4 separate regions of the Mus musculus genome follow, and all the other regions are linked to region 1. A link is a loop called in an ENCODE intact Hi-C map of the cell type or tissue named here. Cell type or tissue: left cerebral cortex. All regions are shown on one strand.

What was found. Hi-C counts contacts between places; a loop is a spot of excess contacts. Peaks named below come from ENCODE experiments on the same cell type or tissue, not always from the same donor. Only the 100,000 strongest peaks of a DNase experiment are listed, where the experiment ranks them.
Region 2: it touches region 1 in a loop (3-fold over the local background); 2 of 42 quality-filtered maps call a loop at or near these places.
Region 3: a loop joins it to region 1, with 8 times the contacts of the local background. A loop is called at or near these places in 15 of 42 quality-filtered maps.
Region 4: a loop joins it to region 1, with 3 times the contacts of the local background. A loop is called at or near these places in 3 of 42 quality-filtered maps.

The regions. Positions count from the first base shown.
Region 1 is chr7:37,341,995-37,349,994 of GRCm38, reverse strand. It overlaps a transcript of Zfp536 not described here. Among named protein-coding and RNA genes, the nearest start is that of Gm30483, 18 kb to the right of the region's middle. In left cerebral cortex, CTCF peaks have their summits at 3,769 (motif pointing right), 6,235 and 6,437 (motif pointing right); DNase peaks (open chromatin) are centred at 3,761, 5,928, 6,737 and 7,181; H3K4me3 peaks cover 1,101 bases; H3K27ac peaks cover 1,028 bases.
Region 2 is chr7:36,178,032-36,186,031 of GRCm38, reverse strand. The region is part of intron 1 of Gm46016 (a long non-coding RNA gene); the gene reads right to left. Among named protein-coding and RNA genes, the nearest start is that of Gm46016, 11 kb to the right of the region's middle. In left cerebral cortex, no CTCF peak of the experiment used is centred here; DNase peaks (open chromatin) are centred at 4,980 and 7,917.
Region 3 is chr7:36,068,382-36,076,381 of GRCm38, reverse strand. It overlaps Gm38991 (a long non-coding RNA gene), which reads right to left and starts at 127. Exons shown (of 6, transcript XR_881969.1): 1 at 79-127. In left cerebral cortex, a CTCF peak has its summit at 4,426; DNase peaks (open chromatin) are centred at 4,412, 5,417 and 5,868; H3K4me3 peaks cover 947 bases; H3K27ac peaks cover 753 bases.
Region 4 is chr7:35,819,996-35,827,995 of GRCm38, reverse strand. All of the region lies in intron 2 of E130304I02Rik (RIKEN cDNA E130304I02 gene), which reads right to left. Among named protein-coding and RNA genes, the nearest start is that of Zfp507, 21 kb to the right of the region's middle. In left cerebral cortex, CTCF peaks have their summits at 3,887 and 4,455 (motif pointing right); DNase peaks (open chromatin) are centred at 3,918, 5,498 and 6,574; H3K4me3 peaks cover 642 bases; H3K27ac peaks cover 628 bases.

The sequences.
Region 1 (8,000 bases):
GAGTAGGGAGTAGCCTGTACGTTGTAATTTGCAGACCCCATGAGAGCCAGACTCTGGGAGGGCTCCTGGAAGCTTGCAGGCTGGGTCTAAGCCTCCCAGGGAACCGGTTCCCATCTGGACCCTACCAGGGCTCCCATGGAGAGGCTGCTGACAAGGGAACTGAGAAGTCTCCATTTTCTCTACCATTTATGGCACCTCTTTCCTGCTAGGTGAATCTCATTCCAGCCACACAGTTGGGGAAAGCCACAGTGGTGTTGAGGGAACCCCGAGGGCCCAGAAGTCAATGAGTGCTGAGTTTCAGACTCCAGAGGGTGAACCATACCTGGGACGCTTGGCCTGCACTACCTTTTGGTTATCTTTCTTTGAGACATGGCCTCAAGATGTAACCCAGGCTAGACTTTAACTCACCATTCTCTTGCCTCTGCCTCCAGAATGCTTGGATGATAGGCCCTTGCCACCCCTACCGGCTCTCAACCAGTACTTCTGGCCCTCCTCTGGTATCTCACATGTGGACCAGTGAGCTTGTGTTATGCGTCCCTCTGCTTCCTGGCAATTGGGGAATTGGGCCTTCATTTGGGAGCATAGAGGACACACATTTGAGATGTGAGCCACCCCTGGAAACAGATGCAGATTGCCTCCAACCCTCCCCGACAGACATCTTCCTCTTAGAGCCATATGCTTCCGGGTACAAGAGAGGGGTGGTGAGGCCACCAGAGCCTTAAATCCCATTGTCACCAGCATGCAGGCCCATTCAGTAAAGGTCCCTTTAGCTGGGTGCCAGCATGATTTTTTCCCCCAAAAGTTAATCCATCTTTGTGGGGATTATCAGTAACCTTGCTCCTTTAACTGTCGCTTCATAGTAATCTCTGAACAGAGAGCAATTTCAGGGCATGTAGCCGGATTACTGAGGCCAGGCCTGGGTAGTGAAGGGAGGGGGATAGAGATATAGTCAGAGAAGTGAGGCATGCTAGTGAGGAGACTCAGGGGAGCCTGGAGTACGAGGCTTCAACAGCAGGCGAAGAACACAGTGGGCAAGGTCACTTGTGACCTTGGGGACAGTTTGGGGCTCGGAGGCTGTCCCTTCAGGACCTCCTTGGAGGCTGAGGTCTGGGTATAGGCATTGCGGAAGGACCAGACTGGGCCGGGATTCAGGTAAGGAGGTCAGAGGCAGGTGCAGCTGGCTCCCAGCCGTCTGCAGACCTGTCTGCCTTGGCCCCCACGGGGCCTCTGAAAGCCTGGAATTGGTACTTAACATTTAGTACTCGGGGGAGTTCACATCAAAATCTGTGCTTCTGCTTCTCTGGGAAATTTAGAGAACTCACAAGCCTTGGTCTGCTCCTTTGTGAGGCAGGGCGATAGCCTGGTGCCAGGCGGCCGCTGGCCTTGCAGGCTTAGGACTCTGGGTGCCCAACCTGACCCATGTTAGGAACTAGGCCCGTGTGTATCTCACCACTGGGCCAGGACGTCAGCCCTGCATGCGCTCCATAACCTTTTGCTGGCCTAGGCTTGAGGGAAGAATGCAAGAGGCAAGACAGGGCTGTAGCAGGTGGTGTGGCCCGAGAGAAGCATCAGGTTGAGTGAAGATAATGCTCTCAGAGAGGGACGGTACAGTCCACAGTCCACTGGTCCTCAGCGTACCCTTCTCTAATCGCTTCAGAACAGTTGGCAGGGTGCCCTCATGGACCCCACGTTCACCACCTTCACTCCAATGTTCTAAGTCACCAGGGAAGCCTCACTCAGCCCAGAATGAGCTGGTTTATAGCCTGCATGTATGAAGCAGTCACTACCTAGTTTCCTGGGGGAAGACTGTTTGTTTATGGACACAGTCTCACTCAGTAGCCCAGGCTCTCTAGAAGGAAGGTCTCATCTGCCTCTGCCTCTGCCTCTGCCTCTGCCTCTGCCTCTGCCTCTGCCTCTGCCTCTGCCTCTGCCTCTGCCTCTGCCTCTGCCTCTGCCTCTGCCTCTGCCTCTGCCTCTGCCTCTGCCTCTGCCTCTGCCTCTGCCTCTCTGCCTCTGCCTCTGCCTCTCTGCCTCTGCCTCTGCCTCTGCCTCCCAAGTATGAGGTGATAGGTGCGGATCACCGCCATGTCATGCTCCAAAACTGTCTTTATTTGCCAGGTCTCTGTGTCAGGCCTCTGAGAGGGCTCTGTTGGGAGGGGTAGAGCCCATGTGTAGGACAACAACGTACAGATAGTGTATTCCACACCCAAGCAATGGGAAATTCCTTCCTTGGTGTGTCTTTTCCCCTTTTGTTGGGAGGGCAGCCTGGAGAAGGTCGGTGGAGACTAAAGGGAGTTTCTCCCAGCCCTTAGCATGGCATTCTGCCCAAGAGAGATAGTGTTGGGTTGCTTATTCGACTTTCCTCCTTCCTCATTGTCATAATTTGGTTTCCGGGGAGCTGGTCTTCAACTGCATCTAGAGGCAGGAGATCGTCGAGATGCAAGCTCATTTGATGGTTTTTAATTACCAAGGCAAGGGAGTCGTCGCTCTGCATCCATTTGCAGCCTCTGGTCTCTGGGTAGCGCCCCCCCACACCTTGATGGCACCTCTGGAATCTGAGATGGTGTCAGCCCAGCCAATGTGGATGACAACAGGCATTAATTGCATCCCGAAGGAGGCTTTACTGAAGTTGGGGTCACTCCACTGTGGCGTCCAAAAGCGCGTTGTGCATACACGGCAGTGCAAGAGGGAGAGGGATGCTCTTAGCCACACAGGCTGGAAGAGAAGGGGAAAGAGGTTCTCATAGGATCCTAAGAGAACAAGGAGGGAGAGGCTGGAGGACCCATGTTCAAGAGTCCCATCTTCCCGTCTCTAAACCCCATTGCCCTTGTTACTAACACGAGCCGGAGCTCTAAATCCTAACTACAGGTCTTAAGCCACAATCACACACACTAAGGTTTGGGATTTATCCACACCCTGTCTCCAGATATGTTGACAATGAGGCCACTGTGTGCAGAGAGATGTAGGTCAACAAGAGGTTTCCCCTTTGGGGAGGGAATCCACCAGAAAAATTGATGAGGCAAGACATGAGTTCTCTGCCCCGCCCCCAACATGTGAATTTGTGTTTTTCATGTCTGCTGGGAAAATACAGCAGCACACACGGCCTACATGGGCACAGCATGTTGATTCTTGGTAAGTGACCAGCTCCTGGACAAAGCTGGCAGGGGCATCCAACTCAGACACTACACCCATTTCTTTGACAAGATGTCTTCTCCCTTGTTATCCCCAAGGGCCGCTGGTCCAACTTGGAAGAAGTTTAAGTAACATTGGCAGGGGCACTTCAATGTCCCCCTTGCCGAGGCTTCCCATGTGCTTCAGGTATGGTGTCAGTTCTGAGAACCCCTACCCTGCCTTCCTTTGGGATCAGAGAGAATGGGTTGGGGGAAATGGGTGATAGCTTGTTCTCTATTCCTCTGCCATCCATCCCCGAGACGCCATCTCCCCACAGGATAGAAAGAATCACCTGTCTGTTTTTGGCACCAACACCCTCACGAAAGCCGTAAGAATATGGTGACCTTCACTCTGGTCTCCATGACGACAAGATGGTATATGTATAATTAGTTCAAGCTTATTTTAGGACCAATTCTCTTTTATTTTAGGGCAATGCGAGCTATGATAACTGTAAGCATGTTTACGAGGCGCGCGAGGCTTAGCTGAAATGTGCCAACAATTCTAGTCAAACAGATGGTGACCCCTGATTCAACTTGCCCTCATTCAATTATTCAGCTGTATTTAATTTTCCTCCGAGTGACTCACATGCCATGCAGCCACTTGTCCTCTAGGTGGCACTAGAGACCACCTTTATGGCTACAAATAACCGCGTGCTCCCTAGGTCTCTGAATTTTCTGCCTGGCCTAGGCCGGCAAGGTAGATAACAAAATTTTTGCATTTGAACAATAGTTTCAACCTATTATCAAGTGATATGAAAATGTGGCGAATTACTGGGTCAAATTGTATGCAATTTGGATACAAGCTCTAGATGAGCATCATTCTAAAGAGGGATTTAAAACATTGCCCAGGTTTAATATTCTCTCAGATGATTTGTATGGAGTTTGCAGGGTGCTGTCATATTAAAGCCAGTAAAATTACTGCGGGGAAGTTTTGTGTGCCATCTCAAAATCTCTCTGGTTTAATTCTTTACCAGCTGTGTCGTCTGAGGTTGGGGGACATCTGCCTGTCATCTGTTACTGTCCCCTCCTGATGGTTCCTACCTGTCTGTACATATTTTCAAGCTCAAGGGATCTCTCAAAACTCACCCCCTTCTAGAAAGGATGGAACCGAATCTATTCGGTCACAAGAGTTTGTGGTGCAACAACTAACGGAGCCTGTGGCTTGGGAGCCCCCCCCCCAAAAAAAAATCACTGCAGAGCTGGCTTCTCAGAATCAGGAAGAATAAACGATTCTCTCAGCTGTCTTCTACCCAATCACATCCCAATCCCTTTATACCCTAAATAGGAGGAGGCCCTGTAAGACACACTGAAGCCACAGTTCTCCTCAAGCAAGGTGGCCGAGGCAAGCCAACTGCATAAGTCCCTCAGCCTGTGGCTACCCCTCTTGTCACATCCCCTTGGAGCACTGGGTGTCCGTCCCCTTGTCCAATCCCCCCCCCCCCCCGTCTTCAGTCTGGTCAAGTCACAATGAGAGAACTGTGAGTGGGAAGCAATGCCACTCAGATCCATGCCGACCCCAACGTCTCGAAGCACAAACTGCTTCCAGAGACAATGGGCTGGGTTTTCGGTGGCTTCCTGACTGAGAGGTTCTGGCAAATACAGTCAAGTTCTCTGAACATTGCGGGTTCTCCTTTCCTTTTCATCTAGAGGCAACATGGTGATGGTGAGTGCTGACAGCCCCACACTCAACTCTGGGCCTGGAGTTTCCTGTTGGAAGGCTGGCCTTGCCGGCCACCTTCCACTTGGTCCTGTTGTTTTACCTACAGTGATGTCACTCACGGCGATGTGATGGTGGGTAAGCACCTGCAGCAGCTAGGGCCTGACCTTGGGCTCACTAGCACAGCTGGCCTTACCACACCCCAAGGGCAGACGGAATGGTGCCCTGTTTGTGTCTGGGACAGTCAAACCTAACCTGTTATAGCCATTCTGGCTGCGATTCTGGCAGGATTCAGTGAGTTACATGGTCTTTGAATGGGTGTCTCAATTACAGCTATGCCGAAACCAGAAGAATTGATTTACCTCAGACTCAGCACCTCTCTTGGGGTATCAGAGTCGGCTTGTCCTTCCCACTTTTAGGTAAATTTGGGGTGGGGGAGCTTCATTAAGGTGCTACAAAGAATTGAGCAAACCACTCCGTGTGTCCCTGGATCCTCTGCTCTGAGCCAGCCACCGTCCCCTAGGGATGGAGTGACAGAGCAAGGTGATTCAGAAGGAACAAGAAGTGGCGTCCCACGCCCTCTCTTAGCCTCTTCTGTGCTGCTGGGTGTTTCTGCAGAGCAAGGAGGCAGGGGCACCTGGGACTCTTTCAAAGGGAGCTCTCTCATTAGTGTATGTCCCGAGTGAGATTGTATAGGCTCATACACACAGAATTCTGGCATTTTCTGCAGCCTGTCTCTTTTCAGACTGGGCATGGGGAGCACTCTGAAATAGACAGGAAAGAGGGAAGAGACAGGCAGGGAAGTGATACATTTGTTAGCCACGTAATGATTGAAAACCAAACCAAACCAAACCAACCACCCCGCCCCCCGGTCCCACAAACGCTGTAGAAATGGCTCCTCAGATCTCCAGCTTCAATATGGATTTATTTTTATTACATAAATACATCACTGTGGTATTGTATTTTAAAGAAATAGCGCCCTGCGCCAGGGCAGCAAAAGTTGCTGGACGCTGTGCCCGGTGGGGCCGCCACTGTGGCTCTTGGCCTTCCCTGAGGCCTGGATCCCCGTCTACCGTGCCACCTGCCCTGCCACCTCAACATTCTTTCTAAGATGCCAAGTTTCTGCGGCTCCTGGAGCACCACTCTCCTTTGTTCTGAGGACTCTCTCCACGAGGAGGCCAACTGCGTCTTTACAAAGAAACTAAGGGGCAGGATCTGAACCTATGTGGGAACGCAGGGGCCCCCCCAGCAGGTGGCCGCGCATGCGCTGAGGCAGAAGCCAGGGAAAGTTTGTGCTTTTTGCTGTGATTACTGTCCCCCAAGCCTCTGCTCACTGAGGGGTTCTGAGCTCACACACCCCCCCCTGCTTCCCCGGCACACTCCGGTTTCTTAGCTCCTGCAATTAGATCCCGACTAAGGCAGGCACACCCCACGTTATTCACTGGGGGAGCTCTGAGAAGATCACTTCAGGAGTCTGAGCTGTCCCTAAGGGACTCATTTCACAGAGACCAGCCTCCCCCCACCCCCCAATGCCCAGGAATCCACTCTTCACTTTTTCTTTTTCTTTCTTTCTTTCTTTTTTCTTTTCTTTTCTTTTTTTGGGGGGGGGACCAACTCTTCCTTTTCCCTGAAGGTGGCAGTAAAGGAAAAAAATGAGCCTCTTTGAAGAGTTGGGAATTTTATTACAAAACAGATGGCGAACTGGGCATCCCCGTTGTCCCCCCCCCCCATGTGCCCGAAAGCCTTGGTAAAGGAAGCTATAGCCCCTCAGAGTGGTGTTCGCAGGATTGCTCCCCTCGCATAGTGGCAGCGTGGTAAGTCAGCCCAGAGCTGATGACCACGGGCTCAGCCGGCCTCCTCGTGCCCCCCTTAGTCCCTTACCAGGATAATTGAGGACCATAATGCGGGGGGAAGAGCGCAGAGGCTCCCGCGGGCTGTCAGGTATCTGCTAGTGTCTTCATGTCATCCGTCAGCATTGAGCCTCTCTGTCATCTCTTCTCAGCCTTCAGCGCCGTGAGCCCTCACCACGTTCATTATCTCGGCTCAGGCCGGCCCTCCCCCCGGCTCCCCCCACCGGGTAAATGCATCTTTGTGCAACTCTCAGTCTCCGATTATGAATCGATGATCATGTGGTATAAGAGAGATAGATGGCTTTTAGTCGCATCTTGGCTTCCCTAATTGTAAAATATTAGTTACATTACACTGTGTCTTTTGATTAATGGAACTTATTTGGAGTAGCCTATCCGAACCCTCCCCCTTCCACAGCCCTCCACTGACTTTTGAGAATTGAGTGATCTCACTTAAAGCAGACAAATAGGCCCTTCAGTGAGGAGACAGCGGCGCTGCGATACTGAGGGCCAGACAGGCTCTGCAGACAAAGTCCTGTGTTCCCGAGAAAGGCTTCAGCCTCGCTAACGCCAGCCTCACACCTCTGATCCGCCCTGGACAGCGAGTTTCTCCTTCTGTGTCATTTCCCCCTCTTGGCAAACAAAACCCATCTTGCTGACTTGCAAAACAGGATGTGAAACAAAATTTAATTAAAATTAAATAAATCGCAGATTGCCGAATCGCCACGTCCAGCTTTCAAGGAGACAGTCAAATCTGAACTTTGATGGATTTCAGTCCTGGCTATGCCAGGGGGCTCCCTTCTTCCTGGATGGCATGTGGCTTCAAATCAGCCTCGTGTCCATCACATTAGACATGGGAAGATGTTTGTTCTTTAACTGGGAATTTAGTTTGCACAATTTATTTAAATATGATCTGTTGATAAAGCCTTTGCCACATAAAAGGGAAAATAGTGGCTATATCTGTTTATTAGTTGCTTGCTCTTAGCCACCAGGCTTTGGGGTGATAGATCCCTCATAAATAACCTATTCTTTAGTAGAAATCCAAGGCCATATTCACTTCAACTTATCAGCTCAATTCAAAAGGTCTATTTCTTGTCAATGGGTGCAATGTCTATATCTTGGGAATCAGGAAGGCTTCGCAAACGCCTAAAAGACGCCACAGATCGGAACTCCAGCATGCATTCTGGTGGGGCATTTTGAGGACACATGCTATATAGAATGCATGCAAGTATTCATATCTATTCTTAGTTTTACAGGAGCTGCTTTGTATTTTATTCTGACCTTTGGGTTTTTCTTTTTTTTACTTTTATTCATATATATACATAT
Region 2 (8,000 bases), 1.2 Mb after region 1:
CACACACACACACACACACACACACACACTACACGCACACATCACAAACAAAAATACATCACACCCAAAGAAAAAGTCGAAAAATCACCTGAGATAAAATATTTATATTGCATATACTTGACAAAGAACCTGATTCCATAATATATAAAGAATGCCTAAAAATAAGCAACAAAATCCCAAAGAACTCAAGATTTAAAATATGCAAAATACTTGAATGGACACCACCACACATATATACATAAACATATATGAATGGACAGCATATCCAAGCAAATACTCAAATTAAAGCTATTATAGCTGCCATTTCCTGCTTGATGAGATAGGTAAAACTGAAGTGACAGTCCTAAGTGTAGACAGGAATATAAGAATTATAGAGCTCACTTTTGCTACTGGCGGAATGAGAAATGAAACACCCCCTTTAGAAAACTATTATAAAGTTAAATAAGCACTTGCTGTTTGGCCCTGCAAGTTTATCCCAGTGAGAGAAGGAAGAGAAAAGAGGGAGAAAGAAGTGGGGTTGGGGAGGAGAAAGAAGAGAAGGCAGATGCAGAGAAAGAGGAGGTGAGCAAAGCTTTATTTACAGAGAGTTGGGCACATGGGTATCCATAACAGTATTATCCCCACAACCACAAGCTGGACAGAGCCAGTTCCACCAACTCTCCAGTTGCTTCCCAGTGAGAAATGCATACTAACCATAAGTAAAGATGGAAAAGCACACATACGTGGAATAACCACCCTGGAAACAGACACACGGATGGTGCACCCAGTTTTATCCCTTCCTGCTTGTGTCATGACAGGCAAAAGTCATGAGTGAAGTGGGGCCCTTGCCTCTGTTTAGAGAAGCTAGCAACATGAAGGTGTGTGTTTGTCAAAAATGCATCCAATCGCTCTTAAAATCTGTGCAGCTCTCCATTTGTAAATTTACTCTTCAGCCCAGTGGACAGTTGCAAAAGGAAAATGAGGAGGACAAGGGAGGAGAAAAGAAAGAGGGAGGGGAAGGAGGAGAGGGAGGAATAGAAGGAGGGAAGGGGGAAAAAGAATGGGGGACTCACCTCTATAATGGGTACAGGCAGGTGCACATACCCATTAAGATTGTTTTAAGTCAATGACACAATAGTACCATAGAGATCTGAATGTCTACTCAAAAGTCTGATACAACCTTTAAGAGTCGGCCATTATTATCCTCTGGGCATATGGGTAGACAGGCCAGATTTTAAGAGGTTGGGGTGAGGAGGGAACATGAAAGACAGAATATGAATCAAGGAGAAGACTACACAGATGATGAAATAAAGGCAGAGAGATGAGAAAGATGAGCCCAAATTACAGTCCTCTGAAGTCCTGAAGCTTGCCCAGGCGTTGCCCACGGCTTGCTGAGTGTAATTCGGACTCCGTTATTTAAAGGGCTGTGGGATAATACAGTGGGAAGACGGGTCTGCGCTGTAATTCACACAATTTATCACACAGGGAAGAGCCACTAATCTTTTAGAAAACAAGGTATTCACAGTTATTTAAGGCTAATACTTATGCGTCACCACACATTGTGAGCACGGTCCCATCTCCAGCCTTGCACGGCTGGGATCTGGGAAGGTCTTTATCAGCGAGGGTCCATATTTTAAGGCCCTCCTAGAAGCTACAACCCAACAATCTGAACCAGTTCTGTTACTCACAGCATCTCTACACTAAATATATTCTCACAAAACACTAATTAAAAGAGCGGATTTTCTTAAGGTCGGAGGATGCTAAGTTGGGCTGAGAGGACACGGCTGTGCATGAATTTCCCATAAGTCAAAGTGCAGTGCGGTCTTGTGGAGCCCCCAATCAATTATTCAAACTCAGAACCTTCCAGGCATGTATAAAGATAGACCTGGCAGGGTCCAGCTGGCCCAGCAAGTGAGGCTACTCCCTCTCAGGTGCTCACAGACCACACTGACATGCAACAAGATCTACAACCCTGCCCATCCCAGGAAGCATCATGGAACCTTGCTTTCATCTGACCAGAATATGACGGTCCAGGTATAGTTCTCCAGTCTTTGTCAAGGCTGCCTTCAGGACCCTGTGGAAGACCCTTCTTATATGCTCAGTCCTTATCTCTACCCCTCTCTCTCCAGGGACCCAGCCTCATCTTGCTCCATCCCCAGTTTATACCATCACCTCTTGGTATTTAACCAGCATCTCTCCCCCTTAAGCCACAGACAGCATCCTAATCTTTGCTACCCAGCTTCCTCAAGCCTGAGTTCTCAGGATAGAATCTCTACTCAATACACAAACTTCATAATTCATGTTCATCTCTTCCTGAGTAACCTCAATGGGTTACTGACCCCCAAACACCTCCTAGGGCCAATCAGATTCTGTTGGAGCAGCAAAATGGAGAGAACAAACAGCCCAGTATCAGGGACTGACACATACACTCTAGACCAGAGATTCCTGCGGCATTGAAGACAAAACCCATGGGCATCCCCAGGCCAGGCAAGCTCTCTATGACTAAACCACTCCCCAAGTCCCTCACTGGGGGGATTCTAGGCCAGTTTCATAAACCCAGTCACTATCTGAGTGATAAAATCTTTTTCTGTAGGTCAAAGGCAGTCAGAAACAGAAAGTCTAGGCTGTGTTTTCAAATCATTATCAGTGGTATAATTTTACTTCCAGAGAAAAAATTATTTAGAATATGAGCTGAAATCATATAAGTACAATGGAGAACTCCCTCCTCTACCAAGAACAGTGAAGAAAGCATCACAGTGGGAGAAGCCAGACCTCCCATCATTTACATATTCTGCACAAAAACGTGCTGTCTGTGGGAAGGGGAGAGCGCAACACGGTTGTATTAACTGTGTTGACTGACGCGACTGACACGCCACAGTTCAGATATTCGCTTGTATTAATGATTTTCCCCAAACTATTGTTCTTTATATCCTGCCTCACGATCTTGGTCAAATCTATATGTTTGTCTTATTTTAGACTCCAGTGTAATCACTGTGTGTATTTGTGGTGCTTTGCTAGATGAGATGAAAGACGTGTATGTCTGTGTACCTACACACACTTTGTAGTTTGCTTTCTATTGCTGTGATAAAGACCGTAGCAAAAGCAACTTAGGGAACTTGTTTGGTTTGGTTTGGTTTTGGTTTAGTTTGGTTTTGGGTTTGGTTTTGATTTTGTTCTTTGGCTTGGATGTCTTATAACAGTTGATCTGCAAGGGGAACCAAAACCAGGGAAGGAACTCAAGGACAGAAGCTGGAGGCAGGAAGTGAAGTAGAAGCCATGGAAGAATGTTGCTTACTGGCTTGTTCCCCATTGTCTGCTGAGCTTACTCTCCAGGACCACCTGCCCAAGAGTAGCAGCACTCACATGGTCTCAGATCTCCCATATCAATTGTTAATCTAAAAAATGCCCTACAAACTTGCCTACAGACAATCTGATGGAGGCGTTTTCTCAACTGAGGCTCCCTCTTTCCAGATGATGTTAGCTTACATCAATTTTTTAATCAACAAAACAAACTGTAGGACTCAGCCATAGGAAAGAATGGGACCCTGCCATCTGCAGGAACATGAAGTAACACGTGAGGGATGCAGAAAGGCCAGCATTGACTGTATCACTCACATGGGAATCCGCAGTTAGTCTTACCAATTGACAGGAAAACAGATTGGAAGCTGGGGGTGTTGGTAAAGAGGAACAATCAAAATGTGACCCCATGAACCAGGTTACAGTTAGATGGCATAAATAACTTCTGGTGTTCAGTTGCAAGGTATGTGACTACATACCTTATTGTAAAATTAGCCATATATTATTGTAAAAAAAAGCCATACAATATTGTAAAATTATTTTCTCTTAATTTTTTACTGTTTGAGAATTTCTCACATGCATATAATGTTCTGGTCAAATCTATCTCCATTGCTTCCTCTCCACCTCCTCCTCTATTCCCTCAACTACTTTTCCCTCCCAACTTCATGTTCTCTGTTGTTTTGTTTTTACAAATGTACTCGGTACCACATACATTTGTGTGGATCTAGGACCATCTACTAGAGCATAAGTAGCCTCTTGGACCCACTCATTCTCCTGAAAGAAACTAACTCCCATTGCCCAGCAGCCATCAATTGAGTAGCCAATAGCTGCTCCTCTAGGCGTGGGAGTTTGTGAACTCCTTCCCCATCAATGCTGGGATTTTGGCTGGCTGGCTCTTGTGCAGGTCTTCTGCAGCCACAGTGGCTATGAGTTCATCTGTGCAATAGCCTTGCTACGCCAGCAAATACTGTTTCGTTGTAGATGTTCACTGTGGCCCTAACAATCTTTTGATTGTCCCCTCGTCCTCTACAATCCCTGAACATTATGGGAAGAGGTTGTGATGTGGCTGACTCATTAAGAGCTAAACACTCCATAATATCAGACAGACTAATGGACAAACGAACAAACAGATATCCACTTTTTTACTAGTATTGATAGCTGAAGCAATAATATTTCACCAATGCTCATGTTTGGGGTAAAACTTTTCCAATTCAAATGAAAGCTAATTAAGAACTATAAAATGGCTTCTATGCCAACTACTAAAGGGTATCCATGACTATAACTAATAACTGAAAAAAATTAACATTAACTGTTCTCATGGCCCACCCTAAATGTCATTATGCATGAGTGTTGCATATGCATCTACTGGGCAAGCAGAGCCACTGTGGGGGCCTTGAAGGGAAGAAAGGATGTCAGTAAGGGCATGTTTTCTGGCTGTCCATGGGTTGCGGTTTGCATCTGAAACAACTTTACAGGCTCCTGCTTGGCACAGTTCTCAGGATCTCCTGCTTGCCTGAAAGCTTGTGGGGCTTTTAAGAGGTGAGCCTGTCTGGCACAAGATCATCAGCCGTGGCCTTTAGGAAGTTAGGGTCCATCCCAGGTTCTAGTCTCACTCTCTGCTTCCTGGCCAGCCCTGTAGGCAGCTCCCAGAACCATGAGCTGAGCTTCTACCTCCCATGATGGGCTGAAGGCAATCCTCCCACCCATACGTCGTTTCTGTTAGGATTTTGGCAGAGTAACAGGAAAGGAACAGATGATGTAAAACAGGCCAAGGAGGTAGTTTCTGCTTGTTAACTGTAGCCATAGCACTGCATCCTGTCTAAGCCTGGGAGCTAAGCTGGTTGGGCCTACTTAATAAGTGCATATGACCAGGGTAGATTGAGGAGAAGCTGGCATTAAGAATAGCTTGACTCTGAACTGACAATCCATGAGTGTACAAGGCCAGAGAGCAACAGAAAGCAGCCCAGGGTACAAGAATTTTGATGACTAGATGTCATGGCCCTTTGGATCCTTGGGAAATCCTTGCAGACTCTATTGGTTAACTGCAAAGCTGGAAATCATGGCATTCACTCAGGCTAATGTTAGCAGAAATTCTGGGCCACTTCTCTGGGAAACACAGAAGAATATTAGAAAGACAATTTACATATATAGGTTAAAACATGTTAGAGAAATTGGATTTTTGAGACACTGGGTGCCTTCACTCATTGAAAAACCCTTTGGGGATACATCAGGAAACTATTTGTGAAAAGCATTAAGATGTCACAGGTAGAGGTCTAAGAGCAGGACAGACAGGGGGAGGTTGGATGGAAAGAAAGTACCACGGTCAAGGGTTTACCCAGAAGTACCAAAGGAAACACTGTGACCTTAGCTATGTTCAGCTTTTTATGACTGCATGCCTTTGGGTCTGGTTCTATCTCACTGAAAGATACAGGGAAGATACTATTTCATGTCTGTGAGTGGGGATGAGGTTGTATGACTTTTGCCAGCCAATGAGCTCTGAGCAGCAGTGTTTTTTCTGACTTCTGGGTTCCATCACTTGGCTGCCCATTGGAGATGCCATGCTGTTCACTCAATGGTCCCAGAGTGAGGACACCTGGAGCAGAACCTGGCTGACGCCTGACAGGCACAGAGCATTCGAAAGAAAGGCTGTGGATTGTCACCAGCCATTAAGAACTGGGGGCTGGTGAGATCCCTACCCACGGACCCAGGGATCAGATTCGGTGCTGGCAAGAGGGAAATATAACAGGAATAACATAAATAATACATGCGTCCATCTCATCTTAAAATCATTAAACCTCTCTGAGCTGCAAATCCACCCTACAGAAGTACATCTCCCAAACTAAAGCCAGAATACAATTGGTGAAAATCTTCAGAGTCAAAGTCTGAACTAAGGGTCAAAAGCATGTGTCAAAATGATATTGGCTCGCATTCCGGTGTTGTTACAGGTCAGCAGTGTGCCCAGGGTGATTTGTTTCAGTCTCTAACTCTTATCTCCTGTATCTGCAAGGAAGGGGTGCACAGCCACTGATCTGTGCCCCCATTTCACCACCGAGCTGCTAGGAGAGTACATTCAATGCTGCATTACAAACTCCAGTAAGAGGCAATTACCCCCTCCATGCCTCTGCTCTCCCCTCCCCTTCTTCCCTGCCCTCCTTTTCTTTCTTCTCCCCTTTCCTACCCCTCCTCCCCTCCCTCCTCCTCTTCAGTCTTCCCCTCTCTTCCCTCTCCCCTTCCTCTCCAGTCTTCCCCTCCCCTCTCTCCCCTCCCCTCCCCTCCCCTCCTCTCCCCTCCTCTCGTCTCCTCTCCTCTCCTCTCTCCTTTTCTCTCCTCTCCTCTCCTCTCCTCTCCTCTCCTCTCCTCTCCTCTCCTCTCTCCTTTTCTCTCCTCTTCTCTCCTCTCTTCTCCTCTCCTCACAATGTCAATTCCTCAGTCACATTTTTTCCACTCCAAAAAGCATGGCTACAGCCCAATGAGCAACCAAGGGGGTGGGGGTTCATATAGAGCAACAAACCCCACCATATAAAAAACGAATACATGAAAATATCTGTTTTAAAAGCACAAGGCAAATTTGATTGCCAGTCTTGTCATAATTATGGAAGAAAGCACAATAAATAGACACGAGGTGGTAACGTGTGCTCTCTTGAAAGGGGAATTCTTGGTGATTTTCTTCTGCTTTTGCATTTTTAAATCGTCCTGAAATGGAGCAAATGTGAGGGTCTAAAAGGTCTTCACTAGTTTGAAATCCCAACAAACTCCAGCTCCCTCCCCCATAGCTAGCCCTGGGACACTGGGTAAGTCACTCAGAGTTGGGTTTCTTACCTGCTGAGTGAAAATCCTATGTTTAGCTCATGGTACCATTTTGATATAATCAATCATATTACAACTATTACAATGTCATAGACAGCCAGTGCACATTAGCTCCTTCCATTAAAGTTTTACCACATCTGTCTTCTACGCTGGGAAAAATACTTTTTCATTATTCTATTTTATATTACACATACGAGTATTTTGCCTGCATCTATGCCTGTGTAGCACACACATGTAATGCCCACAAAAGCTAGAAGAGGGCGTTTGGATCCCCAAAATTACAGGCGACCCTGAAGCTGTGTGTGGGTTCTGAGAATCCAACCCAGGTTCTCTGCAAGAGCAGCCACTGCTCTTCACTTCTGAACCATCTCTCTAGCCATGGAGACAAAGAACATTTTTAAAATCTAACATAAAGCTTTTGACGGCAGAAGGGTTGTGTCATGTATTGAGCCCTTGACTAAGGAAGTTCACGGTCCCAGGTCAGATCCAAGCAGATCAGAGCCACAGTCCACATAGAAAGCAGTCACACCTGAACCAGAGCAAAGAGCTGACCCAAATCACTCCAAGACAGGCCCTTGGTGTAGGCTGCTAGCTTCCCCAAGGTCAGGGCCAGCACACTGGGGGGAGTGCAAGGGCCCCCCCTCCTGGCTGCTGCCCCTGCAGCAGCTGGCTTGCCCATGTGATGGATGGGAATTACAGCAGTTTTCAAGAGACCAACAGAAGGCGGGCTGTGTCCTGATAAGCTGTAACAACAGTTGTAAAGTTCTAAGGAGACCGGAGGGTCCCCACAACCACACACTTCCCGCGGCTGTGGCTGCGTAATTATAGCATTGACAGCTGGGCAGCCCAGGGACATGACTGGAATAGACTAAGCCGTGGGCATATGGTACTGCTGATGGCAGGGCCAGTCTCCCACC
Region 3 (8,000 bases), 1.3 Mb after region 1:
CTGTAAAAATTCAGTCCTTGAGAGACAAACATTTCATGAGAATGGGCTGTGAGAGGGGAGGGGGGAAAGCCATCTCACCTCTCTCTATCAGGACACAGATGTAAGCGGCTCTATCCACAAAATACAAGGACCAGGGAGGGGGAGGGGAAAGGGAGGGAGCCGCGGGTGGGGCGGGGCTCGGCGCTGGGGAGCACAGGGCCTTTTCTACACTGGCTTCTTTTCGAAAATAGTACCAAGAAAGCCGGTGCAAGGAATTACTGGAGATCTCAGCACCACAATCAAGCAAATCTGACGTTGAGGGGATGAGAGCGCCTGGAAGAGGCACTGATGAGGGGAGAGGTGGGAAGGACAGGGTAGCTGGCTCAGAAAATAAATTGCGTCACAGAGTGAACAAGATGAGGCTCTCAAAATTGAAGGCCAGAGAGCCCTGAAGCATGGGGAACTGCAGTTCACTCCCCGCACACGAAGAGACAACACACACACACACACACACACACACACACACACACACACACACACCTCAGTTCCCAGAGCAGTTTCTGGGCAAAGCAACACTACATCTAAGTGCAGAGCTTCCTAACTTCTCTCTAAAGTGATCCGAGGTGCCCCAACCAAAGCGCGCAGATCTCACATTTGCAGCCTCTCTCTCCAAGGAAATCATCCCCAGATCTGGACCAGGATTTTCCTCTCCCTATTAAAGAAAAATCACCAGCATTTCACAAATAAAGGCACTCACCGTGTGAAAAATTATCTTTTAAAATGGAGTTAATTTGCATATAAGGCACGGGAGATTTATGGCGAGCAGCCCCGTCCAGTACCACATCTGCCTAGCATCAGCCGTAATTTAGATTGTTTGTGACTGATCTTAAATTCTAAAGCTGAGCGAAGATGAAGTGTTCTGCCGCTGTATTATTGTCAGGAGTCTAAGACTTACCAGAGATTTATTATTAATCTTATCACAAACACGTCTCAACTTTTTTACTTTTAATATGTACACCAAACCAAGCTCTTTGGAGGAATTTTCCTCTCTGCAATTATGGGCCTCAGTGCTAGCATGCGAACGCCGGGCTGATTTCCTTCCCAAAATAAGGCGACCGATCACTAGGCCACAGCAGCCCCGGTACATTTTTTCTCTGCTACTTAATAATCAATGTATTCATCATTAAAATCTGAGCCCTGAAGCGATGGTTTTTAGCATATTCTAATGACTAGCGACTTGCAAATTGCCGTGACCTTTCATGTATATTCTGTAAGCACCTTGTTCTAATGTGTACTGTATTTATAGTTTGCCAATACAAACTAGCCAAAGATTGGATAATTACTGTAATCTATTAGCTTGATTGCTTTTCCCTGCTCATTTATAGCAGGTGCCACGCAGGCCATTTTCAAAAGCTGGCCTATCTTTCATCTCCCACGAGCTCAGAAACTGGAGTCTACTCTGTCTTTACACACACACACACACACACACACACACACACACACACTTCATTCTCTCTCTCTCTCTCTCTCTCTCTCTCTCTCTCTCTCTCTCTCTCTCAGAGAAGTCTGGACACCAAGCCATCTCAGCTCAAGGAGGTTTAGTAAGTAAAACATCTTTCCTGTTAGTATCAAGACGTTGTTTGTGACTGATAAAAGCCACCGTTCTGACAATGTAAGCTTTCACTGAGGAATGTCACAGGGAGTCCCATTTTCTACCCACACCTCTGACCTCCAGATACCATTTAATATGATCTGCTTGGTTCTTCACTTAAAGAGAGAAAAAAAAAATCTAGGCTCTTCCCCTTAAACACCAAATACTACACACACACACACACACACATTTTGAGATAAGCAAATGTTTAAAGCAAAACATTGAGCATTAAACTTTTTTCTTCCTCTCTTTTCCATTTCGTTAAAGTGCATGGCTTTGACGGGGAACTGATAAGACCCAAATGTGAAAGGCTCGGCTCAGGTGGCCCCTGACCCTCGGTGACGGTCTACTTCAGGCAGTTATGGATAGATAACATTACAGACACTGGTAATTAAAACAACACTAATTTTGTCTCCGTGGCCATGCTCTGTGGCGAGGGACCATCCATCACGGCCTGTACGCATCACCCAAGAAGACAGTTGTCTGTGGCTATTGTGCCCGGTCAGTGGTTTTACAGACCCCCCCCCCCAGCCCCACCCCATCCCAGGTACCTGAATGGGGAGGCACCACTATGTTGTTGCTTTGATAAGGCATTTATTTCCAATGTTTAGTCAAAACATATTGCAGTGTTTCCAACACATGCAGTCATAGGATGGAGAAGAAAACCTTGCTGATTTTTTTTTCTCTTTTAGACAAACAATAACAACCAAAAAAAAAAAAAAAAAAAAAAAAAGACACTCTGGTTCTGACTGGAGAAAGAAAGGGAGAATCTCGGGCACGGAAACACTCGCCCTCACTGTAAAACAGAAGCACTGAGTAGAAAGTGCAGCATTAAAACGGACAGCACACAGCGTCTCCTTTAAGACCGCGTGGATGTCGGACTGTGCAGGAGCCGGCCCTTTTGCGTGCATCTATTTGTTCGATTTATGGACATTTGATTTCACTCCACCTTTTATTGTAAGACCTGCAGTTACCTTAAGAGTGATAGCGAGTCAGTTGGCTTTGTGTTTGGTTAATGAAAACAGAAAACGCAGAGAGCTGGTCTGTAGGCCCTTGCAGGAAATTAGGGGCGGCGGAGATGCAAGCTACCTGGCTCGGTTCTGTTGTAATAAAGTAAAAGGAAATTGTAATGGTGCGTTTCAAGGGATCTTTAACAACTGACACAAACAAGAAAAGAAGCAGACAGGACCATTTAACTTCAAACTCTGCTGAGGAGCGCCAAAGTGTGGGCTGCCTACAGCAAGCCCCTTGCTGCTGTGTGGCCGGCCTTATTTGCCTGAGACCCTCCAGGCACCCCAAGCTGCATTTTTTTATCAAGTGTCTAAAAGGTGGGAGCTGGCGAATCCTTTTCTCCGCTCACTGGCGATCACAGCTCTTTCTCCCCTTTCTCTGCAGACACACGTGGAGTCTCAAGTATTAGCTGGAATAGCCCCTAATTGCTCTCTCAGGGAAAGTACGGTGCACGTAGGTATGACACAGATGTAGCTTCGACTATACGCAGGCAAGAGCGCTACATCAAAGCTATTTGCAAAGTGACATACCTGGTTATTAAAAAGTACATTTTTATTAGAGTCCCTGGAATTTGCATTCGTCCACGAGCCAAATGTATGTTTTCTTCCTTTCTTTTTTAAATGCAGCCATGGACTGTTAGGGTAACAGCCCATTCCTGACACCTACAAAGAAACCACACCTAAATATTTTCCCAGCCAGTTTAATAATTCTGAGTGTATCCATCGCTGCAAGTAGCCCCAGTCGTTTCTATGAGTTAATATTAGCTCATCTCTTCTGCTGGGTGCTGTGAAGAAGAAGAAAAAAGACCCGGACAATGTGAGTTTATCTGGTCCTGACTATGACTCTGCTCCTTATTCTACTGAAACAAATGGCAAAGGAAAACTTGCCGACTTTTGGCAAACTACAAAGGTTAACTCTATTCTCCTTGAGGAAGCGGATGCTAAGTGCTGTCTGTCCATACATTTTAAAGATTTAGAAGCGCCTGTTAGCACTCTTGGGTGAGCGAAAGCAGGAGCGTCCGTCTGAGGTGTGTGTGCAGAAGATCTATCTGGGTTCCTTCTATCTCTGCTACTGTTGAATCCTAATATTAATCACAGTAGGAAACAAGGTTATTTTTCAATGAGATTGAAAAGAAAAATCAAAGCTTTACTTGATGTCATCTTTCCTGGGTCCTTTAATGCAAAGTGGCAGGGTATGATGGCACTATGATTACTGAGTTTACAGGAAGAAAAAGACACCAACCCAGGGACAGCCAGAAATACAAATACGTGCCCCTCCTGATACCAGCACAACTCCTGACCCCACCCTAGGATTCCCAAAGGCCGTCTGAAGCTAAGGGAAAGTAAACTCAGGTGGATTCAAAAGGAACCAGAAGATCTAGCTGCGAAGTTGCCCCCTCCGCCCACTTCTCCCGACCCCCGAATTGTTCTGGACTGCACAGGCGGGCAGGGGAAGAAGGGCTGAGAAAGTTGGAGGTCTGACAACCTCAGAAGCAATCAAGAGTGTGTCCCTGCACCCCCGGGGACCCATGGCAGCCGCTCCCATAGCATCTTTTCAACTTTCTATAACTCATCTGCATGAATTTACTTTTTTGCCTTAAGAGGTTGTTGGAATGCGTGTTAAAACACACAGAGCGATTTCATCTCCATAGCATCACTAAAGAAATATTATATTAGTATAAAGTTGCGGGGGGGGGGTGTTGGAGGAAAAAGAAAGAAAAAGAGAAAGTCAGCTCTGCAGCGAGGCAGGCGGCAAAGCGCTGCTCAAAAGCGCCACCCAAAGGCGGGAGAATGTAAATGCAAGCCAGGAACCGCGGTTGGCTTGCTTGCATTTTTTTCTTTTTTCTTTTTTCTCTTATTTCTTCTTCTTCTTTTATTTCTTTTTCAATTTCAGAATGAAAAAAATGACAGCGCCACGCAACTTGACGGAGGCTTTTGATTGAATTGACTGATTGCTCCAGCTGCACCTGCGGAAAATTGATGACAATGCTGTCTAAACCATTCATTAAGGTCTGGAACTTCGCGCAGATGAATGCGGGATTCATATATTTGCTAGACGTGTGTTGGGAATAATATGACGAAGCACTGTTTCCAAATGAACATTTCTTTAACCTAATTTTATCGAAATCATGCAACGGAATGAAAGCACGTTCATGCCTGAACTCTGTCAAAGCAACTGCAACTAGGCACTCTCTCTCTCTCTCTCTCTCTCTCTCTCTCTCTCACTCGCTCTTCTTTTTGTCTTTTCAAAACATTTAGGTGGAATCTTTTCTTTGAAATATCTCTACTGCTCTGCCTTGAATTATTTGTTATGAAAATGCTTTTATTCTATTTTATTTTAGTCATTCAAAGTGTTATTCCCCACCAAATGAAGGGAAAGTATTTGAGGCTTCTTTTCCAAGCTCCAAATTTGCTAAATTGTATACAAGTAGAAAATAGTTTTGTTTTTTTTTTTAAGAAAAAGAAAACTAATAATACCACCCTCCTCTTAGACACCTCGGGAGGAATCATTTCGCACCAACTGGCCGTGCCTTCCCTTCGTAGAGAATTAGACTGCCTGCAGGCTTGGAAGGGAAATGAAATCCTTTTAAAATATTGACTGTTCTGGTCAAAACGGTGTGAATGGTATCTATACACCTTTTATGTAAGAGCCCCGACTCACTCTTGATTTTAATGTATCAAAGCACAATCAATATTGAATGAAGCTTTCGCTGCATGTCCAGAATAAAGGGGGGTAGGGGTGGCTGTAGAGAAAGGTGGCTGAGACGGAGATAAAATGTGGCTTTTATACCTGGCTTGGCTTGCTACAACTGAGAAGACGCTGTGTTTGAATCTATCTTCCAAGCAGCTAGCCTGCTGGAGGTGTGAATTGTTAGGGAGGAGTTTAAAAAAGAGAGAGAGAGAACCTTATTCTTAAGAACCAAAAATGCTGTACAAATAGATGTTACTTCTCCAACAAGGGCTCTATGCCTAGAACTTGCCTCCTTTCCCCCCCAAAAAAAAACCCTCAAAATGAATATTTATTAACTTAAGAACCTGGCGCAGGTCTGTCCACAGATCCCGATCTGCCAAAGCGCTTCTAGCTCTCTTCCCTGGCATTTAAGAAAAAAAAAAATCTATTTTTATCCATCCTCTTGCGTTTAGGTTTTCTACCAGGAAGGTAATTTCTGATGAGGCAACTTGGATTTTTCCCCCCTTGTTTTATTCCTAAAGAAACTCTGCCAGTTCTTAAGGCAATTGCATTCACCCCAAACCTGGATGGAGAGAAACTGCAGGTGTGTGCACAAGAATAACAAGCCTGGCGTTCGCCAGGCCCCTCTTGCTGCTCTCTCGGTTATGTGCAGCAGGAAGATTCACTCCAGACAGATCTGAACAAGGCTCTTTAAGGAGATTGCGGCCAGCCGTACAGACAGAAGATGACCAAGTAAATATGAGAATCCTTCCAGGCAGAACAATCTGGGGCCGCTTTTCATTGTCATGCTTCATTTGCTAGTGAGGAAAATGGGTAAACCCAGTGGTTGGAGCTCAGAGCAGTAAGCAAACATTCTAGCATTTCCAAAAATGCCCTAACTCTCTGGCATGTCTTGAAAAAAAAAAAAAAAAAAAAAAACCTCAAGCCCCAACTCAGCCCTAGCATTTTAGAATACAACGTTTGCTTTGAAATCGGGGCCACATGTTAGGAACCAGGCCCCAGTTTGAGCTGTGGTCATTGTTATTGTTTGTCTATTATACACTGTGCATGGGACCCAGGAATTTGGGAGTGCTCTCTAAGCAAGCACTCTATCCCTGGCCTAGTCTGCAGCCCTAAAGCAAGTACCTGGTTTGTTTTAGAAGGCTCGTAAAAGCACTGATGTCAAATAACCTCTGACAGAGTAATGAGTAGCCTCTCCCTTAAGAGATGCCAGAACTTTGTCAGAGTATCTGTGTAAGCGAGTGTGGGAGAGGCAGTTGGGGTAAGATGTAAATAAAAATACATTTCCGTTAATACGGGACAAGAAAATCCAGGAGCTCTAAATGACACTGGCTGCAGAGTAACTTAGGTATCAGACCTTGAGGTGTTGGGGAACAAATGTTCGTACGGGAAGCAGAAGACAAAGCAGAGATGGTGTAGACCTGAGCTTCCAATGACATGCCCGGTCTATCTTGTGCCTGGCTCTCCCAGCTTTAGTCTCATCTCCTAGAGGCTCTGATGGGATTCAGGGGGAACACAGGGAGGGTGGCCCAAGTGTACCCCACCTCCAACTGGCCTACAATGTGCACACCAGCCTCACCTGTGTAATTATCTAAAGCCATGGTCCTTAGCAGAGAGAGAAAGAGAGAGAGAGAGAGAGAGAGAGAGAGAGAGAGAGAGAGCCTCCACCTTTCTCTTGATAGTAAGAGGGACTTCACTAAGAATCACATCACCCCATCCTGCACAGCCGTCATTTCCTCTGTTGGATTCTGAGTTCTCAGCTCTGTTCTTGGGGTACCTTTACAGCCCTAAGCCTGCCACCCAAAGCTTCTCATTCAGAGAATCTTTTCATTACCTGGTCCTGTTCATCCCCCAGGGGGGCATCAAAGCTGACCTCCTCCAAACCTTCTGTGGTCTGAATGAAGACCCTTTCACGGATTCTGCTCTAAGACAGCCTTTGTCCCCACCAATGCTCTCAATGCCCAATTAGTATTTATTTCCCCTTAAGCGCAATGAACAGACTCTGGGACTGTCATATGGATTCCAGCAGCAGTCGGGACAGCTTGGATTAGATGCTCTTCTGAAGCCACTCACACGCCACCAAACGCTTGCCAGCTGTGGCCTTCACAACAGTCCCTTCAAGTTCAGGGCACCACACGGTTCAGTCCCAGCTAAAAACCCAAGTTCAGGTACCGTGTGCTCCGGTAAGGCTGCCTCACGGTGGGTGTAGAAAGAGTAGTGTGTGCATCCCATCTCAGGTTCACCATACACAGACAGTACTCAGCCACAGGGGAGGAAATGGCTGAGAAGTGGCAAGGTCAAGGCTAGGATCTGGGCTTCCTGGATCTGCTACATCTCCTCCTCCAACTCCAGCTGTTCCTCAAGCTACCCAGTAGATATGGTACATTTTGACAGCTATGATGTTTGCAGCCCCCAACCCCTACCCCCCCACACCCCACATGTGTGAGAAAGACAAGACCACTTTGCCTTGAATAGATCAGAGCATTTAATCTATATCAGTGACTGGGTATAAACCAGAAGTACAAAGGGGAAAGTTATAGTACCCCAGAGAAGGGAGAGACAGCAAACAGGACCTCTGAGCTGGATGCCAGTGTTGGGATAGCCTTGCAAGAACCAGCTATACCTTTAGACTCTTTAACAGCCTTTCTTGACCGAGGGCAGTAGCCTA
Region 4 (8,000 bases), 1.5 Mb after region 1:
CGACCTCTGTAGAACTAAAACCTCTCAGTCTTCCTTGGCTTCCACTCCATTGAGAACCTCACAGGGCTAATCAGCCCCCCAGGCTGCTGATACCAGACAATGAAAGCTGTTCTCCGTCAACACATGAAGCTGAAGTGACAGTTATCCGGGGCTTGGATGGGATAGCAACAAATGCCTTTGACTTATAATGAATGAGAAAGGCTTTCTTAGCTTACAGAGGTCATGAAAAGAAGCATGCCCACACTCAAAGGAGCATGTGTTTGAGGGGTTATATGCTTAAATGTACATGCCGTGTGTGTGTGTGTGTGTGTGTGTGTGTGTGTGTGTGTGTGTGTGTGTGTGTGTGTGTTTCAAAATTCCGGCAGCCCAACTGTCCATTGATTTTCTGACAAGCTGCATGGTCCCTTTCAACTACCAAAACCAGAAAGATGACCCCGAGCAAGAAAGTCCTGGGAGTGCACAGGAGGAAGAGCTGAGTGAGCACTTGATTTGACTGGACGTTGACGATTGATCCCAATAGTGTCTGCTCCCGATGCAGTCAGTCCTCCAGGCACCGCCCGGGGAGTCGAGCACAGAAGCTGCAAAGTGGCTGGCTCTAGCAGGACTGAGCAGGGCAAACGCGTCACCAACAGGCTGTGCCTTTTACCCTTTCTCCCATACCCTCTTCCTTGCTAAACCATTCGCTCACATTCCTAAAGCTACCCACCAAGGTCCATTCCCTTATTTGGTCACTTCCTCCTCCTGAGACTGATCACCAAGGTCCTGCTATGAGAGTTTTAAAGTCCAACAATCAAAGCCCCAATCAAAATTAACAACTCCTCCTAACATGAGGGTTTCCCCTTTTTTCTTTATAAACCACCATTTGCCTATGGACCACATCTTTCTCCTCTATCCAGATGCAACCCTTTGTCCCTCCAGGGCAAACATCCCTTTCCTCGCCTTTATTCCCTTGCACTTCTCCGTCTCCTCTGTCTCCTGCCTTTGTCTCTTATCCCCTACCCTCTGTCCCTCCGAGGCAAATCAATCTCCTTGGTGCTGAGAACTTGGGCTTGGGTTGTCTCCTGTCAACTTCAAGGTACTTTCACACAACAGTGGAAACATTGCAGCGTGGAGAACTAGGAATTTTCAAATAAATTTTAGCATCTAGTCTCTTAATGTCTAGAGCAAATAGCATCAACTTTTGTAGAATATCTTCTTTTGTCTTGTATTTGTTATTTTATATCACTGTGACCAAAACACCTAAACGAAACAATGTAACACAGGGGAAAGAGTGGGATGCAGGAGTAGGCTAGGCTACAACCTTCAAAGCCCCCCTTCCTCCTATCTCCACCAATTAGGCACCACATCTGATAGTACCACAGCCTCCTCAATGTGTTCAAAAATCCCCTGTGGTAATCAGGCCTCAGGCTAGGGATATGGCTCAGAGATGAAGACCACCGACTTCTCTTGCAGAGGATCTAAGTTTAATTCCCAGAACCAACGTCAGATGGCTTACAACCAGCTGTAATGCCAACTCCAGGGGTATGCAACTCTCTGGCCTCTTCAGGCATGTTCACACACACACACACACACACACACACACAATTCAAAATGACTTTAAAAAGTAAATTTGTTGGGATTGGAGAGATGGCTCTTGCAGAAGACCCAAGAGACCCAGGTTCAGTTCCCAGCACCCACATGGTGCCCCACAACCATCTGTAACTCCAGTTCCAGGGAATCCAAATGCCCTCCTCTGACCTCCTTGGGTACCAGGCATGCATATAATACATAGACTTACGTTTAGGCAAAACACCCATACACATAAAAATAATTTTTAAAAATAACATGAGCAGACTCTGGGTTAGATGTTTTAGAGGCCCCTTTTCCCTGTTGCTTCTGCTTAGACACCCATGTGTCTTTCACTGTCACTCTGAATGTGTTCTGGGAACAAGAAACTGTCATCTTAGGGAACCTGCTCTCAATATATATCTTTGTGTGTGTGAGTGTGTACCCATGTGCATGTGTTCGAGTTTGCATGTGCATGTGTGTACCCTCAGCACATGAAGCAGCAACCATGCTACAGGTCACCTCTGAAGTCCATACACACATGCCATTGTTAGTGCAATTCAAAGAATTTGTCTGGGTAGACCATTTTCACTCAGATACTTCCCAACACAGTCACTCAACTCCCTCAAATTGACACTGTCACCCAAATTAAATCAATAGTTCTTTGCAAGAGTAGAATAAGTATTTTATCTAATAACCGGCTTGTTTGAGATTTGCAGTGCTGGATGGTGGGACCAAAAGGCATCTCTTAACAATTTACATTTAACCCTACACCATTTCCATCTTTGTATCAATGACACTCAGATAAAATGTGAACATCTAATTGAATTCTGTTTTGGATCACCTATGACACATCTATTTACGACAATTCTCCAGAAAGAAAAGACCATGTATCTAAGGGGTGGTTATCAAAAACACATGTCACTTTTAACATAACAGACTCTGGGTTTGAGTCACAGTGCAGGCAACTTCTCTGTGCCGTGGTTGTGCCGTGGTCGATCTTCACTGTCAACCAGATCTGATTTAGAGTCATCTGAGAGGCTGGTGGGGCACACCAGGCGGGGAGGTGAGTGGGGGTATTCTAGAGTAGTTTGACCTTCTAGCCTCCTGGGAGTCCTGCATATACATGACATGTGAAATAACATAAACTCAGAAAGTCACACACACACACACACACACACACACACACACACACTACATGCTTACTCCAGTCCCAACACAGTATACAAACAAGTGGGTTGGGTTCGGGGAAAAAGGGCTCTGAGTCCACAGAACCCCAACCATTTGATTTCCAATCTAAATCTAGTCCAATGTCTGTACACCACAGCAGAGCGCCTTATGTTGGAATTCTTCTAAAAACATCCTATTGAGCTTGGCATAGTGGTCCATGCCGGTAATCTCAGTACCAGGGGGTTAGTTCAAAGCCAGCCTGCACTGCAGAAAGATTAAAGGTGAAAAAAAGATTAAACCCACAACACATTCTGAATTTACCTTTCCAACATCCCATAAATGACATGTCAGCATACCTATCTCTTAAAATTAAAGAGGAAAAATGGGGAAACATGGGGGCAAACGTTTTAGTGTCTTGTATCTTCAGTAATTATACAGCAATACTGTAATAATCTGACAGCAATTGACAAGATAAAAGTGCACAGTAATCATGTATTGTGCCTGATGTAAGCAGTATGGTATCACCTAACACCGTGCCTTTTATAAAACTGCTCCATAGCTTGGGAACCCCCTCCCAGTAGTGAATATGCTTCTAAGGGGGAGGGGGTGTTACCTTTCTGTGTTTCTATTATAGACATCTCTCAGTAAATTTCTCTGACTCCTTTCATAAATACATTTCTTTATTTCTCATTTAAAAAAAAAAACACCTTCTTTCCTGAGGGGATTTCATATATGAGCCGGCCCCTCCTATATACAACCATACATGATAAAAGGCCAGATGATACGAAAACACGAAAGCAGACAATAGGATGCTAAATGCAGTCCAGCAGACGGAAGGCATTATGGGTACGTTAACATCTTCAAAAGGAATATTTTACAATGCAAAAAGAAAATCTAGTTTTACTGCAGCATAAGACAAGACCCAGCTTTCTCACAATTTATCACTAATTTCTTCATTTTGTTGTTTTGGATGTGCTTTTAGAACATGCCGGACAACTAGTAAAAACGAGTACACAATTCAAATGACGTTTTCGTTAAGTTTTATTGACTTAACGCTCTGATAATAAAATTATAACAATCAGTGTTATTCTGATTTATAGCGATTTTTCCTTTCACTTTGTAATGAACTCGGAGTGCAGCAGAATTGAATGTGGCGGTGCTGCCACCTCAAGGTCCCTCACTGCAAACGAGATGGCTCAGTTCACCCTGAGCACACTCGAACACAGAAGTAGCCAAGGGCATCACGGATGGAAATACTGCCCCACAGTCATGTCATGGTAAATCTGAACATTTATTTGCAGTGAAACCGTGGGTTTTATATGCAATTTCTAGTGAAAAGATATCCCAGTCATGCCAAAGTGCACTGTGGATGCCAGGTCCAAGAAGAGAAGGAAGCTATTAGACCACAGTCCAGGGGAAACGTCAGCACGGCAAAATGAACAATAATCTTTGCATAGTTACCACATTGGCATGGCTTAATCCAGATATACTGGCTTCTCTAAAAAGAAAAGCCATGCCCTGATGTGTTTCTCTTGTATTATTGGTTCTTGGCTCCTTCTTCATCTCCAGTCTCTCTCTGTTGTTGACCTCATGAATTTGACACCCCCCATCTGGATTTTCCTGATGCATCGCTCATACCAGCCAAAGAAATCACCGCACACTAAATTCCTCATGGAAACCCGAGCTATTTTATTTTTGTTTTGTTAATTTTTATGATTTATTTATGTTTGTCTGTGTGGGCATGGGCAACAAGTGCAGGTGCCCTTAGGAGCCACAAGGGGGCATCAGATTCCCCCCTCCCCCCCCCCCCCACCCCCCTCTCCGATCTGAAATCACAGGTGGTTGTGAAACACCTGCCGAGGATGTTGGGAACTAAACTCACTGGTTTTGCAAAGTGGAAATGAAAGAAATGCATCGGTATTTTTCCTCCAAATTTTAAAAAGCATATACCTTCTGACCAGGAATCCCCTGTTCTAGCAATTTGTTTCTCCAGCACAAGGTCACGTGTCCCAAAGCACAGCTGACGGGGTAGCTCACTACAGCAAGGGGTTGCCAACAAGTGTTGTGTCCTTCAGCACAAGACTTGTAAAGGAAGGCGAAGCTGGAAGACTGGATTCTGCACAGCCTTCGCAGTCAGCAAAGCAGCTCTGTATGTACCAATATGGCACCATTCCTCAAATCATATGGCTGAATAAGGCCAGGGAGTAATATGTAAAACAGGGTGTATGTGTTTACATAGAGTCTCTTTGGAAAAAAAAACACACAATAAATCATTAGCAGTGATTCCTTTGTAGAGGGGCTGGTAGTAAGTATAAGGGAGACCTCATTGTTAGTATGTCCATTTCTGTCTTGAATTTTATACTGCATATGCTTATTAATGACTCAAAATGTGTAAATAAAAATAAAACCTTTTGAAAACTGCATTGGATTGCAATTCATCACGAAAGTCAATAACTGTGAAGAGACAAAGGAGGCTTGGAAGTGGGGAGAGAGGAAGGAAGAGAGAACCACGGGACAGGAAAGGAAAGGCTGCCAGCCAGGGGCAGAGATCTTCTGAGAGCCCCGTGCTCAGTCGGATCCAGCTGCACCCGCATCCGTCCCGTCTCCTCCCTGCCTCCCATCTCCTCTGATTTGCCATCCATTTTCCTTCTACTCGTCTGTTCGCATTTCAACTTGTCTGATTCCTTGTGTTCTGCCTGCCTCTAGGGAGCCTCTATCGTCTTCTCTACCAGGAGGCTCAGAGCCAGCCCTCTTGCTCCTAGTGCCAGTACATGGCCGTGCTTGCCAGGTACACGATTCGTGCACCCTGGACGTACAAAGAGTGTGAAGAAGCGGCATGAAGATTAAGAGTCCCATCTGCCATCCGCCCTCTACTGGAACTCAAAGTAGTCTGCAAAGTTGTCTGTGCTCCGCTTCTTCTCTAAGACGCCATAGCCATGAACTTATCCTCCCCACGATCAACGCCGGCCAGCATGCACCAGGAGGATGCACCGGGAGCTGGAGAAATGAAATGCTACAATCTTGCAAGAAGGCGATGAGACCCACAGTGTTGCGCATGGATTCTGAAATGTCTCCCATGGTTTTAAAGTTTTGGTCCCTAGCTGGTAGTGCTATTTTGGGAGGTTCTGAAAACTTTAAGATGTGGAGCCTAACTGGAGGAGGACAGACCCTTGGAAGGTATATTTACCCCCTCCCACTCTCTCTCTCTCCCCCTCCCCACTCTTCTCCCCTCCCTCTCCCTCCCTGCCCCTTCCCTGCCTCTCCTCTTCCTGCAAACCCTGATTCAAATGTCAGCTCTTCTCTGCCACAAGATCTCCCAACCATGATGTTCTTCTCAGGTGCAAGGAACCAAGGAACCATGAACAGAACTCTCTGAAACCATGAGCCAAAACATATGTTTTTTTTTTTTCCTTGTTTCCAACAGGCAATTTGGTCATGGTGATGCAAAGGGAACTAACACACACAGTCTCACAAATGGACTCAGGGCCACAGTAAACTAGTGAGGAGACTGTATTGGAGATGGCTGCAGAAGGGCTGAGGAAGAGGGAGAGGGGGTGAAGAGACCATCTCTGGCTCTTGGCTTCACGTCTTGACTGGATTTCCTTTGCCTTTTCTTCTTTTATTAAAACATCTCATTCTTCTCTGACTTCTTTCAATGGCACATCATTAACAGTGAAGCCAAAATTCCATTTGGTATTATGTAATAGCACAAAGTCCACCACATTCCCATCAGAATAGTTTCATAAGCCACGGGTGTGCAGCATTTCACAGGAACATATATTTCTGCTACCCAACTCTCCTATGCACAGATTGAGTCTCTTTTGTTACCAATTTTAAAATGCCACAATTCGAGCTAGCCCTGCACCAAGCCAGTGCAATTTTTAAAACAGCCCTGTCGTCTTCTCTACGTTATTTGAAGGTTATTTGGAAAGCTAGAAGCAGAGGCTGGAGAGACGGCTCAGTGGTTCAGAGCATGTTTTGCTCTTACAGAGGACCTAAATTTGGTTCCCAGCACCTAGATCAGGTGACTCACAAATGCCTGTAACTCCAGCTCCAGGGGATTTGATGCCCCATTCTGAACTACAAGGGCACTGTCTTCATATGTACATACATACATACATACATACATACATACATACATATTGAAGCTAACTCATTTAAAGTTAGAGGAAACCTAGTGGCTGGAAAGATGGCTCAACAGTTTGATTACTAACCTAAGTTAGGTTCCCGGCATCCACCTCGGGCCTACTGTGCCCAACATTCTGCCCTAACCATGTGGTTCTGGGCTATATAAGAAAGCTAAGCTGAGCAGCGGTGACACACGCCTTTAATCCAAGCACTTGCGAGGCAGAGGCAGATTGACCTCTATGAGTTCAAGGCCAGCCTGGTCCACAGCATTCTCTGTGGTCCTTAGTGAAATGAGTTACTTGGTGGGAGGCAATGATGTATAGAAGAGCTGAGTTCCTGCTCTAGCTTCACTGAATGGTAGACTGTAACCCGAATGCTGAAATAACCATTTCTCTTCCCTGCGTTGTTCTTGTTCAGAGTGTTTATCACAGCCACAGAAAGGAAACGAGAACACCCCATCAGAGACACTTCCAGAAAGAAAGGTAGTGCAGAAACTGGGCCACGACAGGCCTGCTGGACCCTAGGGGAGGCTCTGTGCTTGAGCAGCCCTGGACACACCGCCTGACTACTCTGCCACTTTCTGACAGCCAGCCATCACTCTAGGACATAAATTTTAAGATAAGCAATGCAGGAAGATAGAGAGAGCAAACTCAGAGAGCAACAAAGAAAATTTCTGAAGATTAAGGGAAGTCCGAACCCAGCCAAAGACAGGAAATAAATGTTCATTGTCTGACTCTTCCTCCTTCATTTCCTTCCTCCTTCCTTCTCCTTACTCCTTCCTCTTTCCTTTCAAGACTTCCACGTGCACATGAAATAAGAAACTACTTCAAACGCATGTTCGCCTCCACACCCAACCTGTCAACCCCAACGTACCAATGGACACTTTTCAAACTACTCCCACCTGCGCAGGTGATGCAAACTTGGTTCTGAAAAACAGTTCTAGAATTCCGAGCCTCGCTGAAAGACATAAGGTGTGTCAAGAGAGGTGGAAAGGAGCAGGGTCAGACTCTAAAGCCATGGCTACATCCTCATCGAACTGAGCCCTGAGCACAGCAAACCTATGGGATTGTAGAAAGGTCACCCATGGGAGAGCCAAAAGGGACACTTGAGGGGATAAAAGAACTCCTTGAGGCAGTGCCTGTGGGAGGAGGAAGGAA